2 separate regions of the Homo sapiens genome follow, and region 2 is linked to region 1. A link is an interaction called in ENCODE POLR2A ChIA-PET data of the cell type or tissue named here. Cell type or tissue: PC-9. All regions are shown on one strand. Each heading gives the region's core, and the rest is flanking DNA. Links, peaks and the distances in the headings are about the cores only.

Region 1 (8,359 bases), core at 1,420-6,419:
CCATCTCTACTAAAAATAAAAAAAAAAAAAAAAAAAAAAAACAACCTAGCCTGCTGTGGTGGTATGTGCCTGTAATCCCAGCTACTCAGGAGGCTGAGGCAGGAAAGTTGCTTGAACCTGGGAGGTGGAGGTTGCAGTGAGCCAAGATCATGCCACTGCACTCCAGCCTGGGCAACAGAGCAAGACTCCATCTCAAAAAAAAAAAAAAATTTTTTTAGCAGAACATAAGTTGATGACTGTGAGATGAATAGTGTTGGGTGGAGAGAAGCCAGAATGGTGTTGGGGTCCTTAGAGAAAGCCTGGTATTGTCTATTTGAATAATTGCTTGTGAGCTTTGGACTAGTTGGTATCCCATTGAGCCTCTTTACTGAGAGGATGGGAGTATCACAGGAACCAGACATGGAGACTAGAAGAGCTTTGTGAAGGACACCTTGAATTATAAGTTGAAGATCTTGGAGAATTCTTGTCTTGAGGATATTATACTTGAGAGTAGCATGGAAGGTTCTATTTCTACGTTGAGAGGTTTGGCCTTCTTGATTTGGCCTGCGTCAGTTGAGTGACCAGCTCAAAGGCAGTCGGGTATTTTAGTTAGCATAGTTTGTGCTTGAGGTTTTAAAGGGGGATCAGGGATTTTGACAGAAACAAGAAAAGTGTGATGGTCAATAAGAGCCATGAAAGGGCAAAGATGCAAGGCTGGGAACCCAAGGACCTCAAGTGTGAGGCCCTCGGGGAGCAAAACTACTGACAGTCCAGTTGGAAAGTAACTCTTTCCAGAAGGTTTACTGGGTAGTGGAACTAAGAAGCTGTGCTGGGTGGGGAGGGTCCTAGTAAGACAGAAGGTTCTGTTAAAGGCAGCACATGGATGCTTATCAAGTCCCACCAACAGGCATGGCTTGTGTGCTCTTAGGGAGTGTGGCAAGAGGTGTTCATGGTGAGATGTGTTGCTCGGGGTCCATTAGGAAGGGAGGGGAGTGTCCATTGATGGGGAAGATTCTCTCCTGAGTTAGTGTGGACACAAAGGGGAACATACCCCTCCAAGAAAGTCGTTAAAAGATGGATTTTTAAACCCTTGCTCTCTTTTGTTTTAAAGCCAGCCAATCCCAAGCCAGCATTCTTTTTATTTGTATCTGCATGTGTGCCTAGCAAGTGGGGGTTTGGAGTAAGCAGATTGGCCTGGTTTGCTTCCTTCTGGTAAGTTGTGCAGCCGTCAGTTTGCACTGTGTTGATTTGGCCTTTTCTCTCATGGATTCTTCAGGGTGTTGGGCTAGTGTAACACTTTCAGAGAGAGAAGCGTTCTGCCTACTTACATTGGCTTTGGGGTAATATCTTTGATTTCTGATCAGAAGCCATTAACATAATTAATAAAAGCAAAAGTGGCTCAGTCATCAAATATAAGATCAGATCATATACTTTGTAGAGCTTTAGCAACTCTCGCAACTGACTCTCTGAAAATGTCCTTCCTAACATTTTCTAATCTATGTCTATATTGAGAGGCACATTCATCTCTGTGTTGTCTGCCGTCTTTTATCTTTGACCAATCAGTTTTCCAGGAGCCACAGTGGGAATGGATTCTAAAGTCTCTCCCCTATAGTTCTGGCCTGTATCAGGGTGTTCTGATTTCCTTGGAAGTCCTCATGAAGAGTAGCCCGTGTGGCTTTTCAAACCATAAGGTGGCATCTCTGGTACCCATTAACAGCTGCAAAAATTGATAAAGTTCAGGGAACCCAGGAGAATACGCCCCAAGGACAAAACCAAATGGATTAGTAAACTCTTCCCTGGTCTGTCTGAAAAGCCCTTCACAACTGCATATGGACCTGAGTGAGTCCTTATTCAATTCGGCCCTCGGGTCATGGGCCTTCTATCATGATGGGGAAGCACCAATACATCAGGATGAGGTAGGGAAGTAGGAGCAGGGAAGATTGGGGAGCAGGGGCTAAAGGAGGAAAAAAGTCCCTCAGACTAAGGAGGAATACTGGGTAGGGGGGAAAGCATCAGAGCAGGGCCCATAGAGGGGTGGGGCAGGGGGAGAAAGGGTTGAGAGGTTTTGTTAAGGGTGGAGGAGTGGGAGGAGAGATTGGTAGTGAGAGACGTGCTTAAGGGACTGCTCAGTTTGAAGTAGATTGGAGACATTTTCTCATGTTTCAGCCTCCTTGGACCAAGCAAAATAAGCTGACCTTTGAAGAGAACAGATCTTGAGGGGGATCTGTAGATGGACACAGGGAGATTCCAGGTGCCTCAGAGGGATCAACTTGCAGTTCCAAGTTGTCCTCAGGGAAATCTTGCCATTTTTTGGGATAATGAACTGAATTCTCATCACAGTGGAATACGTATCATCGGAAGGGATTTTTAAAGGGCAGGGTGAGAAGTGGATTGAGAATTTCGCATAGCACCAAGGTTAAACAGAAGCCAACTACGAAACAAAGCCAGAAGGGCACTCAAGCAAATAATCAAAATCAAATCCTTACCACGCTGCCAGGGACCGATATATCCAGAGCATGGGACCAGGAGCTGGACTCACGGTGGGATCTCTGATCAGTCACAGAAGGAGCTTGACGAGCTCATGGGGTCTCTCTCCCTAGGTGGAGAAGACAGGGCTCCAAATGGACTTCCAGTCCCATCCACGTCACAGAGGCAAATTGTCAGAGACAAAGACCTAAGCCGGTAAGCAAACTGACTTTATTCAGGTTATTATATTATAGTCGGGAGAGCACCCAGATCCCAAAACCTGAGTGTCCTGGCAGTTGGTTTTGTCTAGACTTTTATAGGGAGGAGTGAACCAGTTCCAGGTGGGGGTGATTTTACAGTTGGCATGTTTATGTCATCAGGAGGCATCTGTCAATCAGCTGGACAAGGAGTATCTAGCTGTTTCTAGCTTGTTTGGAGGGACAAATAGTTCAGCTAATCATTTAAGAAACAAAGAATGGTAATTTGGAGGGTCTCTGTGTCCTTATCACAGGAAACAAGGCAGTCACCCATGACTGTTACGGAAATCACAAGAACGAGTATACGGCATTTATGAATGGACCTACTGGTGTGCTAGTAGGGCTGCCATAACAAAGTACTGCACAGATGGGGCTTAACCAGAGATGCATCGTCTCACCATGCTGGAGGCTGGAAGTCCCAGGTCAACACATGGACAGGGCTGGTTTCTCCTCTGGCCTCTCCCCTCAGCCATCTTCTCCCTGTGTCCCCACATGGTCTTTCCTCCATGTGTCTGTGTCCTCATCTCCTCTACTTATGAGGACACCTGTCAGGTTGGATTAGGGCCCACCCTAGTGACTTCATTTTACCTTCATCACCTCTTTAAAGACCTCTTCAAATACGTTCACACTCTGAGTTACTGGGGGTTTGGACTCCAACATCTGAATTTTAAGAGGACACAACTCAGTCCGTGACAGCGGGTCTTCTCGAAGTCTCGTGGGGAAGAGTGGTTCTTTGCAGTAAGTCATTTCCTGGAACACAAAAGGGTGGGAGACATCTGACATACAAGTGTGGGCAATTGCCCTTGGCTGTTGTCCAGAGGCACAGGGCTCAGGTGCAGCCCTGCACTGTCACAGGGTCCCAAAGGAGGCCCCTTGGTTTGCTGTGCTCCACACTCCAAGCTTCCACGAGCTGATGGGGGAGGGGTGAGAAAGAACTCGCAAGGGAACCGAGACCTACTGAAAAAAGGAAGAAGTGAAGACGATGTCTACGGGGCTGAGGGATACAGGGGAAATGTGGTTTGAGGTTGACAGAGGGGAGGGGGAAAGAGCCACACGGCAGGAGGCTGGGCTGAGAGAGATTCTGAATGGTCTCCAGGAGGCACAGAATGTGAGAGACAGGTGAGGGAGGGAAGATTTCCCCCACAAATCTTCACCCTGTTAATACATGTGGGCTCAGCCCCACAGGAGTTGTTCGGTGAGCACACACATTACTGTTGAAGACTGGAATCTGATTTGTGCAACTCTGTGTTCAGCCCCTGCTAAGAAAGGCCTGGGAGCAGGGTGCATGAAAGGGTCTGCTTCATTCTGGGTGCCCAGCCACCAGCAGGGTACCACTCCTGCCAGACGCATGGGCAGGCAGCTCGCCTCGTTCCTGGACTGTGAGCTCCCTGAGCACCAGGAACGACCTACTGCTGCCTTACTGTTCCCTCTGCACACAGCAGAGGCTTGGATGGAAGGAATTCCTGGGTCCCTCTGAAAATGTTCAGGCATTAGTCACGTATGAATCAATCTAGACCTGTTTTTGCGTCCGATTATGTTTTCAACTTGCACCACCTCTTGGGGGCACTGATGTCATAATTCTTCCATTCCCCATGTGTCCTGACCAGGCAGGAGCTACGTGGCTGTCTGAACTCTTGTGGGTTTGTGATAAATGGGCGAGTGTTGAAAGAGAAAGGCAAACAAACTGCTTTCCCAAAGAAGTCGGGAGACGCCCTCGACAAGCCCTGGACAGAGCAGAGAATGGGCTCCGCCAGGAGCTGAGGAGAGCCTTGGGGAGGCTTCTGTATCCAGGGACCTCAGCCTTACTGCACCTACCCTACCAAGCAGTGCCCTGAGGACCTGAACTTAGCCCTGTGTGTGGACGTCTGTTGCAGAATGCGCCAAGTGCCCAGAAAAGAGACCAGGGAGACAAAGGCAGCAGGGTAGGATGGCAGAGGGGACACCTCCTCCATCCAGCCACCTCTGTCTGGTGCTTAGGCATCTGGGTGCCCCACACTTCCTGTGCTGCCCAAACAAGCACCAGCTCGGTTCTAAAGGGAAGTAAGACAACACGCACAGCAGAGGCCTGGAAACGGCCAGGGAAGGAGGAGAGGCCAAACGTTAGCATCTGAGTACTTTCTTTTTGGGAGGTGCTGTGAGGCGTGCAAAAGCGAACAGTAATGGCTCTCAGTAACCTCAGCAAATGCCAGCACTCAGCAGCCGCCCTTCCAGAGAGGGGTCGCTGGCAGCTGCAGCATCAAGCGGAGTTGCTGCATAGGATGCTTTTTATAGTGCTGTTTGTCTTCACGGTTCTCCAACAGATGAGCTGGAGGGTGGATGTTTTTAAGATCCATTTGTGTACCGTGAAAGCACATGGCCTGTCTTCCCAAGAGTTTCTGCATTTCCAACTTCTTAATCCACAATAGAAAAAAGTCTAGAAAAACTAATGCAGTTAGAGCAGGTTTTCCTCGTGCCAGTGTCCTCATATCCCACCCCCCCCCCCCCGCTAAAAATGACTCCCCAAGGAACTCCAGCAGAGTGTGGTATTGTCTCAAGATAAAAACAAAAGCAGTAGAGCCAGAGATGGGGCAGAAAAAGTGAGATGAGACATTTACTTCCTCAGGTCCTTTTCCAGGAGTAAATGACCATCGTGCGCCCATGGGAAGAGTGCTGCATCCACGGAGGACATGGGCCAACAGTGCTCTCAAATGGGTTTCATGAAAGCATCTGTGACTCATCCCTGTTCAAGAATGTTTTCATTACGATTCAGCAGAAGCGATGTGCCAGGTCAGCAAATACAACTGCAAAACCGGGGCCTGCCAGCCTGGCCAACACAGCAAGACCCCGTCTCTACTAAAAAGTAAAATTAAAATTAGCTGAGTATGGTGGTGCGTGGCTGCAGTCTCAGTTACTCAGGAGGCTAAGGTGGGAGGGTCACTTGAGTCCAGGAGGCCGGGGCTGCAGGGAGCCGTGATCGCACCACTGCACTCCAGCCTGACGCCGTCTCAAAAACAAAACAAAAAAAACCCAGGGCCTGAATGCAAAGTGAACACTTGCTCCTGTTAATCGTAGCACTTGCATTACAGGCCTGGTGGCTCCTAGCATCCGTCCGCAGCACAAGGCCATGTTGTGTAGTGGCACATCCCCAGTCCAGCCGCGGGGAGCTGCCTGCAAGGGGAGGTGGTGAGCAAACAGCTGCGCAGCAGCAGGGAAGCGTCATCTCCATCTCACTTCATGGCCCTCCCCAGCTGCTGCAGAGATGCTGGGGGTCCCTTCTACAGGCAGGCCTGTGTTCTAATGAGAGCCAGGAGACTGGCAAGATTAAGCAGAGTCCTCATGAGTGATCTGGAAAACCTCACTGCACTTTAAAACAGATCCCTAGATTCTGGGCTTCACCTCATTTAAAAAGGACATTGTGTATACTGTTTCAAGTAAATAAAATGAGAGAAAGAGGAAAGAAAAATAGTTTTCAAAAGCTATCCTTTAATTCCCTGAGAAGCACAGCTCTCGGAGTCTACAAAGGGTTTAATCTGTGCTGGTCGGTGGACAGAATAGTCCATGTGCTTGGCCCAGTGTCCTACTCTCTGAACATTCTAACTGCATGAGCACACTGGGCAGCTGCCTGGGACCCGGGGCTGGGGCTGTAGCCCTAACTTTGTGGCTAGTCCCTCCATATGACCAAGCTGAAAGGCATTAAGTGGATTAGGCCAGCTCCAAGCGACACGGAAGGTACTCTTCCTCTTCTGCAGAACAAGGCTCTCATTTTCAGCTTTAAGGATTTCCACTTCTGAAAATCAGGACTGTTGTTCTGGATCTCAGTGAGACAGCACCCAGCACACCCAGTGGACTTAGAGAACAGTCTCTTGCTGATAGTCTTTAAAAAAAAAAAAAAAAAAAAAAAAATAGGGACCATGGAGGCAGGCAGGCCAGGCTGCACCCATGGGTCAGAGGACTGGGAATTCCCAGGCGTCACTTGGCCTTTGACATCTGTTCATCTTTACAGGCCAAGATTCCAGCAGTCGGCCCATGATGACACAGACAGGGCTAGGGTAGGAGCCACGCATTAGAGCCACAGGGCTGCTCCTGAACCTCATTCTCCAACAGCTGCAACTCTGTCTCCTTAACACAAGCGGATGACAAAATGAATGCAGCTAGTTTGAATTCTGCTTACTCAACCTCTATGGAGTGAATGAGCAGTGAAACGCATGAGGTGGGCAACAATGAGCAACAGGCCCAGATAAAACACAAACGGAGTGAATATGCGGTGGCCTATGCTTTGCCAACCAGCAAGCATAACCACTTTATGCCACGGGTATGGAGTCTGTTTGGGATGGGCTGAAGGCTTCCTGATCCCTTCAGAAATGTGCAAAGGACCCCTCTCTCTGTGGTGAATGGACAGGCTCCAGGAGATCCCAAAGCTCACAGATTCCAGAAGTGAGGTCTAAAGTTCCCCTGGGGCGCAAGACACAAAATAAATTTATTATAGGGACCCCCCCAGGACCAGGCCCCATGGCTGGGGTGGAAGGCTTCCAGGGAGCTATCAGTACACTTCCATCCTGGAGTCAAGCCATTCACAAACAAATGCAGGAATGCAGAAGGGGGCTGGAGGTGAGAACAGAAAGGAGGCAGGCCAAGGGTCGGGGAAGAGCAACAGTGAAATAACGAGGTGATTTATACAATTTATTGTATATTTCAAGGTGGCTAGAAGAGAAGAATTGCAATGTTCCCAACAGAAAGGAAAGAAATGTTTGAGATGATGGATATCCCAATTATCCTGATTGACCATTGCATATTGTATAGAGGCATCAAAATACCATGTATACCTCCAAAATATGTACAACTGTTACATATCAATAAAATTTTAAAAATATAACTTTAGGCCGGGCACGGTGGCTCACACCTGTAATCCCAGCACTTTGGGAGGCCGAGGCGGGCGGATCACGAGGTCAGGAGATCGAGACCATCCCGGCTAAAACGGTGAAACCCCGTCTCTACTAAAAATACAAAAAATTAGCCGGGCGTAGTGGCGGGCGCCTGTAGTCCCAGCTACTTGGGAGGCTGAGGCAGGAGAATGGCGTGAACCCGGGAGGCGGAGCTTGCAGTGAGCCGAGATCCCGCCACTGCACTCCAGCCTGGGCGACAGAGCGAGACTCCGTCTCAAAAAAAAAAAAAAAAAATATATATATATATATATATATAACTTTAAAAAAGAACTTTGTGATTTAACACTGAAACGAAGACAGACTAGTTTATATCTGTTATGTAAAATTCATTCACTCATTCTGCAAGTTTCTTCAAAAATTTCAAGTTCCATATCTACATACCTACCGTAGAGGAAAAGGGCTCCTAGGGAGACCAAGAAAACACAGTTGGTCACTGTATTCTAAGCTGTGACTTCTAGTCACTGCAACGTACTTTTCATTGACTGATGAGAATAAACATTCAAATGGACATTCAGAAAACTGTTCCTGCCGGGTACAGTGGCTCACGCCTGTAATCCCAGCACTTTGGGAGGCCAAGGAGGGCAGATCACTTGAGGTCAGGAGTTTGAGACCAGCCTGACCAACATGATGAAACCCCATCTCTACTTAAATACAAAAATTAGCTGGGCATGGTGGCAGCAGGCATCTGTAATCCCAGCTACTTGGGAGGCTGAGGCAGCAGAATCACTTGAATCC
Region 2 (5,000 bases), core at 1-5,000, 370 kb after region 1:
ATCTCTTTTCCAGTGGATCATCCCCTCTTTAACTTTTGTCCTGTTAGCTTGGTGACATCTTTGTATGTTGGAGGGGCAGGCAGAAAAACAACAGCTCTGTGCTTAGAGCCATTTCTCCAGTTTATCCCAAGGTGCTCCTTATCACTGTAGTTTAAGTAAGAACCTTTCTCCGCCTTTCGCAAATCTAGTGTCTTGGTGTGCATTTAGGAAAAAGAGGAATGGCACTTCAGCAGCTTCTCATGTCCAGCCTGGCGTTCCAGCAGCCCTCTTCTTCCCATCCTTAAGGTGCGGCCCACAGGGAGGGTGGGGTTCAGAGCTGTCTGAACAAATCAAGTTCGATTTGTTGGTCTGTTTTAACCACAACACCTTTTAAGAAAATTAAAATCACTATTTCAAGTAGGGACTAAGTCGGTAGAGGGACCCCTCACTGTTGTGATTTCTGGGTGTTGGCAAATGGTACCGCATCATTTCACTGTCCACATGGGGACTTAGGATTGGTTCATTCTAGGACCTTGGGTGATTTAACCTCTCTGAATCTCTTTTCTGTCAATGGGGGCAGACTATCTGCCTCAAAGGGCAATTGCAAGGGTTAAATGAGGTCCCTTGGGCAAACCACTTGACTCAAAATTGAGTCAGGGCTCTCAGCACATGTCAACTTTTATTTGTTTCCAACTTCATAATCCAGATTTATTGAAAATGCAATGTTTTGTTGCTCTGAAATTCACTATAAATGGGTTAAGGAGGGCCGGGCGCCGTGGCCCACGCCTGTAATCCCAGCACTTTGGGAGGCCAAGGAGGGCAGGTCATCTGAGGTCAGGAGTTCGAGACCAGCCTGAACAACAGGGAGAAACCCCGTCTCTACTAAAAATACAAAATTAGCCGGGCGTGGTGGCACATGCCTGTAATCCCAGCTACTTGGGAGGCTGAGGCAGGAATCGCTTGAACCTGGGAGGCGGAGGTTTCAGTGAGCCGAGATCACACCACTGCACTCCAGCCTGGGCAACAAGAGCGAAACTCCATCTCAAAAAAAGAAAAAAAAAAAATAGAATGGGTTAAGGAAACTGGAGGAGACCAGGTCTACAAGGGGTATCCTTAGCTGCTTGGAAGACAGAAAGGAAAGACAACAGAGAGGTAAATAAAAGCAATGCTTCAAGCAACTTGAGATGCCAGAACACCTAGAAAGACCCAAGGCGGATGAAAAGCCCCAAGGGATATGCAAGCCTGGGGGGCCATCTGGGTGGTTTGCATCCTAGCCCGCTGACCTTGGAGGGGCTTTCCTGTCTTTCCCTGATTTCTTTCACTGCTGAAGAGGCTGCCCTCAAAGCCTGGAGCACTTGGCAGGGTTCCAGGGATCTGTACCAATGCCATGCCTCCTGATGACAGAGCAGAGGCTGGTGATGCTAGCTCACAGCCATGTGGCCTTGGCCTTGTCCTGCCTCTCTCTGACAGATGCTAGCATCAGTGGATGCTTTTGAGTTTCACATAGAAGACTGCTGAACTCTCAATTCTTGGGGTCAGGAGGTCTGAATCTAAGTCTCAGCTCTGCTTAGCTTTGCTGCTCTGAGTAGCTTTGGACTTTCAGCAAGTCACACATCAGCTTTCAGAATCCCAATTTCCCAATTTATTAAATGACTGTTAGACTCATTTAATAGGTGGGCTCTGGGTCCTTCCCCCGCTGGCCGGTATGCATTTTGAAGTCACCTCACCAGGCCTCCTTCAAGGCAGCACCACCTTTCAGGGTCAGTACCTAAGGCACAGTCCCTAACTACCAGCACCTCTCAGACTCTGATCTGATTTTGAAAAATTGTAGTTTTGGAAGCCTGATGTCCACAACCATGACCGAGGTTGCTCAAATGACTCTGATGAGTTTCCAGCACACCCTACACCCTGGCTGCACCCACAGCGACCCCGTCAGCCCAGCCTTCCTCAGCTTCCATCTGTGCGCCTGCTCCTCTTCCCCTGCACTATCTGAGAATTAAAGACGCATTCTTAATGAATCTTTCACTTTCAGTGTGTTCTTCCTGAATGAGTCGTAACTTCCATTTTTTTCTAGCTTCGCTCTCTGATCTCAAGGGCCACATCTAACAGAATTCACGTGTTCGATACAAAAAAAAAAAAAAGAACAGGAGGTTTCCACCTCTTTTTATTAATCAGAATGATTTCAGTTTAAATTAAATGTCCCACACAGAATTCCTTTAGAAGACTAGAACTGTTCATTAGAAAGTGAAAGTAGCTGATAATCCTTTTTTAAATATGAGGGGGGAAAAAAACTGGCAAGTCATTTAAACATCTTTCCTCTGGTAACTTACAAAAAATAAGCAAAATACTTTAATTTTGTCACTTTTCTTTTTCCCTCCTTTTGCCCACAATAAAGATGTCATAGAAGCTTTTCCATTCGTGCCGGACTCCTTAGGTTGGAGAAATAATTGGCTTTTCCTGGAGAGAAGGGTAGTGACAGACTGTGTCTGAGGTATTCTCTTGCAAATCCCTGAGGGTACTGAATAACAAAGTCTGTCTAGCTTCCAGTCTGCAACTCTTCTCGCTTTCCTTTGAACAAGGGCAGTAAGTTGCTCTTTTTCTGCCCAGCTCTGGCACTGAAAAAATCCAGTAGGTGGCCAAAGAGCCTTTAGAAGACTAAAGGCAGCTTCAGAGAGCCATTGGACCAGATTTTAAAAAGAAAAGTGTGCTTGTATCTTTGTATTGCAAACAATGCTGGAGGAGCTGAATGGTGCTTCAGACCTTGGGCTTAAAGACAGGTGACTTATTTAGGCCCCTTACAAATGGGCATGTTTGACTACAGCTAAATTAAGTTCTCAAAATAATCCCTGAAACTGGAGCTTAGACTGTTGAAGCAAGTACTCAGGGCAGACGTCTCAGGCGTACTCATTTTCACCTTTCATTTATGACATGGTGTCATCCTTCACAGCTCCACAGAAAAGCTCCTCCAGTGTTCTCTGTGAAACAGGAAAGAACTCTCTATGCACCAGATAAGCCAAACCCCTGGAGTTCCATGGGCTGAGAACTTTGCCCTTCATAAATTACTTCTGTGAAAAGTTCTAAGCTGAGGAGATGGCAATAAAGAAATTGCTCTGCGTTGTTTTATGGTTCCAGCATTCGGTTTCCTGTGGCGTCCCGTGGTCTTTGGTTTGAGTCATGAGAAGAAGCCTGAGAAGCAGGTATCACCCTGCTCTCAGCTAGGTATGTAGAACTGGCTACGGTACTGTGGACATCCCATTTGCCCAGCCACAGCTGTGTGCTGTATCACTGGGATGCTCTGAGTGCAAGGTGCATCTTTGAACGAAATACTAGATGTGACTGGTGCCTTCAGCAGTCATGTGGCAATTTTTAAAAAAGTGTGGTAAAATATAAATTACATACAAATTGAGCATCTTAACAATTTTTAAGTATACAGTTCAGTGGCATTAAGTATATATATGCACAGTGTGATACAACCATCATCACCACCCATTTCCAGAACTTTCTCATCTTCCCAAACTGAAACTCTGTACCCATTAAACACAAACTCCCCATTCCCCACCCCCAGCCCCTGGCAGCTGCCATTCTACTTCCTGTCTTGTTAAATTGGAGTGCTCTGGGTACATCATATAAGTGGAATCACACAATGTTTTTCCTCTTGTGACTGGCTTATTTCACTGAGCTAACGTCTTCAAGGTTCATCCACTTGTAGCATGTGTCAGAATTTCCTTTCTTTTTAGGGCTGAATAATATTGTATTGTATGGATAGGTCACATTTTTTGTTCATCCATTCATCTGTTGATGGACACTTCAGTTGCTTCTCTGCCTTTTGGCTATTGTGAATAGTGCTGCTACGAACATGGGTGTACAGATGTCTCTTCAAGTCCCTGCTTTCAGTTCTTTGGGGTATATATCTAGAAGTGGAATTGCTGAATCATATGGCAATTCTATTTTTAATTTTTGAAGACCTGCCATACTTTCCATAAAGTCTACAGCATGTTACAATCCCACCAGCAGTGTTTAAAGGTTTATATTTCTCTAGAGCCTTGCCAACACTTGCTATTTTCTTTTTTTTTTTTTTTTTATAATAGGCACCTGATAGGTGTGAGGTGGGGTCTCATTTGGCTTTTCTTGCATGCTCCCATACTCTTTTATTATAGATTTATAAGAGTATTAATATCTAATACTCCTTTCTATAGTTCTTCAGGAAAATTTTATTTGCTATTCTCATCTGCTTGTTTTCCTCAGATGTACTTGGGAATTATTTTTGTTATATTTCTCCCTGTACAATATTTTATCCAGTTAGGGTTTTGATTGGAGTTGCATTTAAGATATAAATTAATGTAGAATGAACTTCTTAAAAATAAACTTTTGGTCTTTCTATCTAAATCTTCCTTCATCTCTCTTCTTATATGTAGGTCTAGGTTTGTTGTTTTTCATTTATTCGTTGTAGACAAACCTTCCTGAATTTGTTGCTTTGTGAATGAGGTGTTAAAATTGTATTTTTGTAATGGTTATTGCCTTCCTATAGGAGTGTGTGTGTGTTTGTGTCTGTGAGTATGTGTTGTAACTGTCCACTTTACAGAGCAAAGCAATAAGATATTCAAAAGAACACAGTCTTTGTAGTCAGTCAGACTTGGGTTTGAATCCCAGCTCTGCCACTTACCAGATGCATGACACTGAGAAAACTTTAGTATGGTGTTTTACATACAGGAATTCAATAAATAATGGCTACTACAGTTAGATTTCTCTTTAAATAATTTCCATTAATTTCCTTGAATTTTCTGGTTACACAATGATATAATCTGTAATTAATGATAATATTAACTTTTTCTTTCCAATATTTAAATCTCTCACATCCATTTCATGTCATATTGTATTCACCAGAAAAACTTGTGGGACAATACTCTACAATTATGTGAACATATTCATTCCAGGGGAGTTTTATTCTGATTTTAAAAGGAATGCCTCTAGCTTTTTACCATTAAGTATAATATTGACATAGCTTGAAATTGATACTTTTT

Evidence for each region. ChIA-PET counts read pairs that join two places held together with the same protein. Peaks named below come from ENCODE experiments on the same cell type or tissue, not always from the same donor. Only the 100,000 strongest peaks of a DNase experiment are listed, where the experiment ranks them.
Region 2: POLR2A ChIA-PET joins it to region 1 with 6 read pairs; 2 of 35 experiments call an interaction of 5 or more read pairs at or near these places.

Annotation. Positions count from the first base shown.
Region 1 is chr6:6,708,407-6,716,765 of GRCh38, forward strand. It overlaps LOC101928004 (a long non-coding RNA gene), which reads right to left. Exons shown (of 5, transcript NR_187687.1): 3 at 3,291-3,452; 4 at 2,466-2,575. It overlaps LOC101928047 (a long non-coding RNA gene), which reads left to right and starts at 971. Exons shown (of 6, transcript XR_001743949.2): 1 at 971-1,191; 2 at 2,580-2,661; 3 at 5,305-5,468. RefSeq lists enhancers at 3,558-4,347, 3,688-3,747, 4,515-4,664. In PC-9, for the core only: CTCF peaks have their summits at 4,281 (motif pointing right) and 4,480; a DNase peak (open chromatin) is centred at 4,325; H3K4me3 peaks cover 487 bases; H3K27ac peaks cover 2,381 bases.
Region 2 is chr6:7,084,703-7,089,702 of GRCh38, forward strand. No RefSeq gene overlaps it. Among named protein-coding and RNA genes, the nearest start is that of RREB1, 21 kb to the right of the region's middle. RefSeq lists an enhancer at 1,361-1,450 and a silencer at 3,228-3,297. In PC-9, for the core only: no CTCF peak of the experiment used is centred there; no DNase peak of the experiment used is centred there.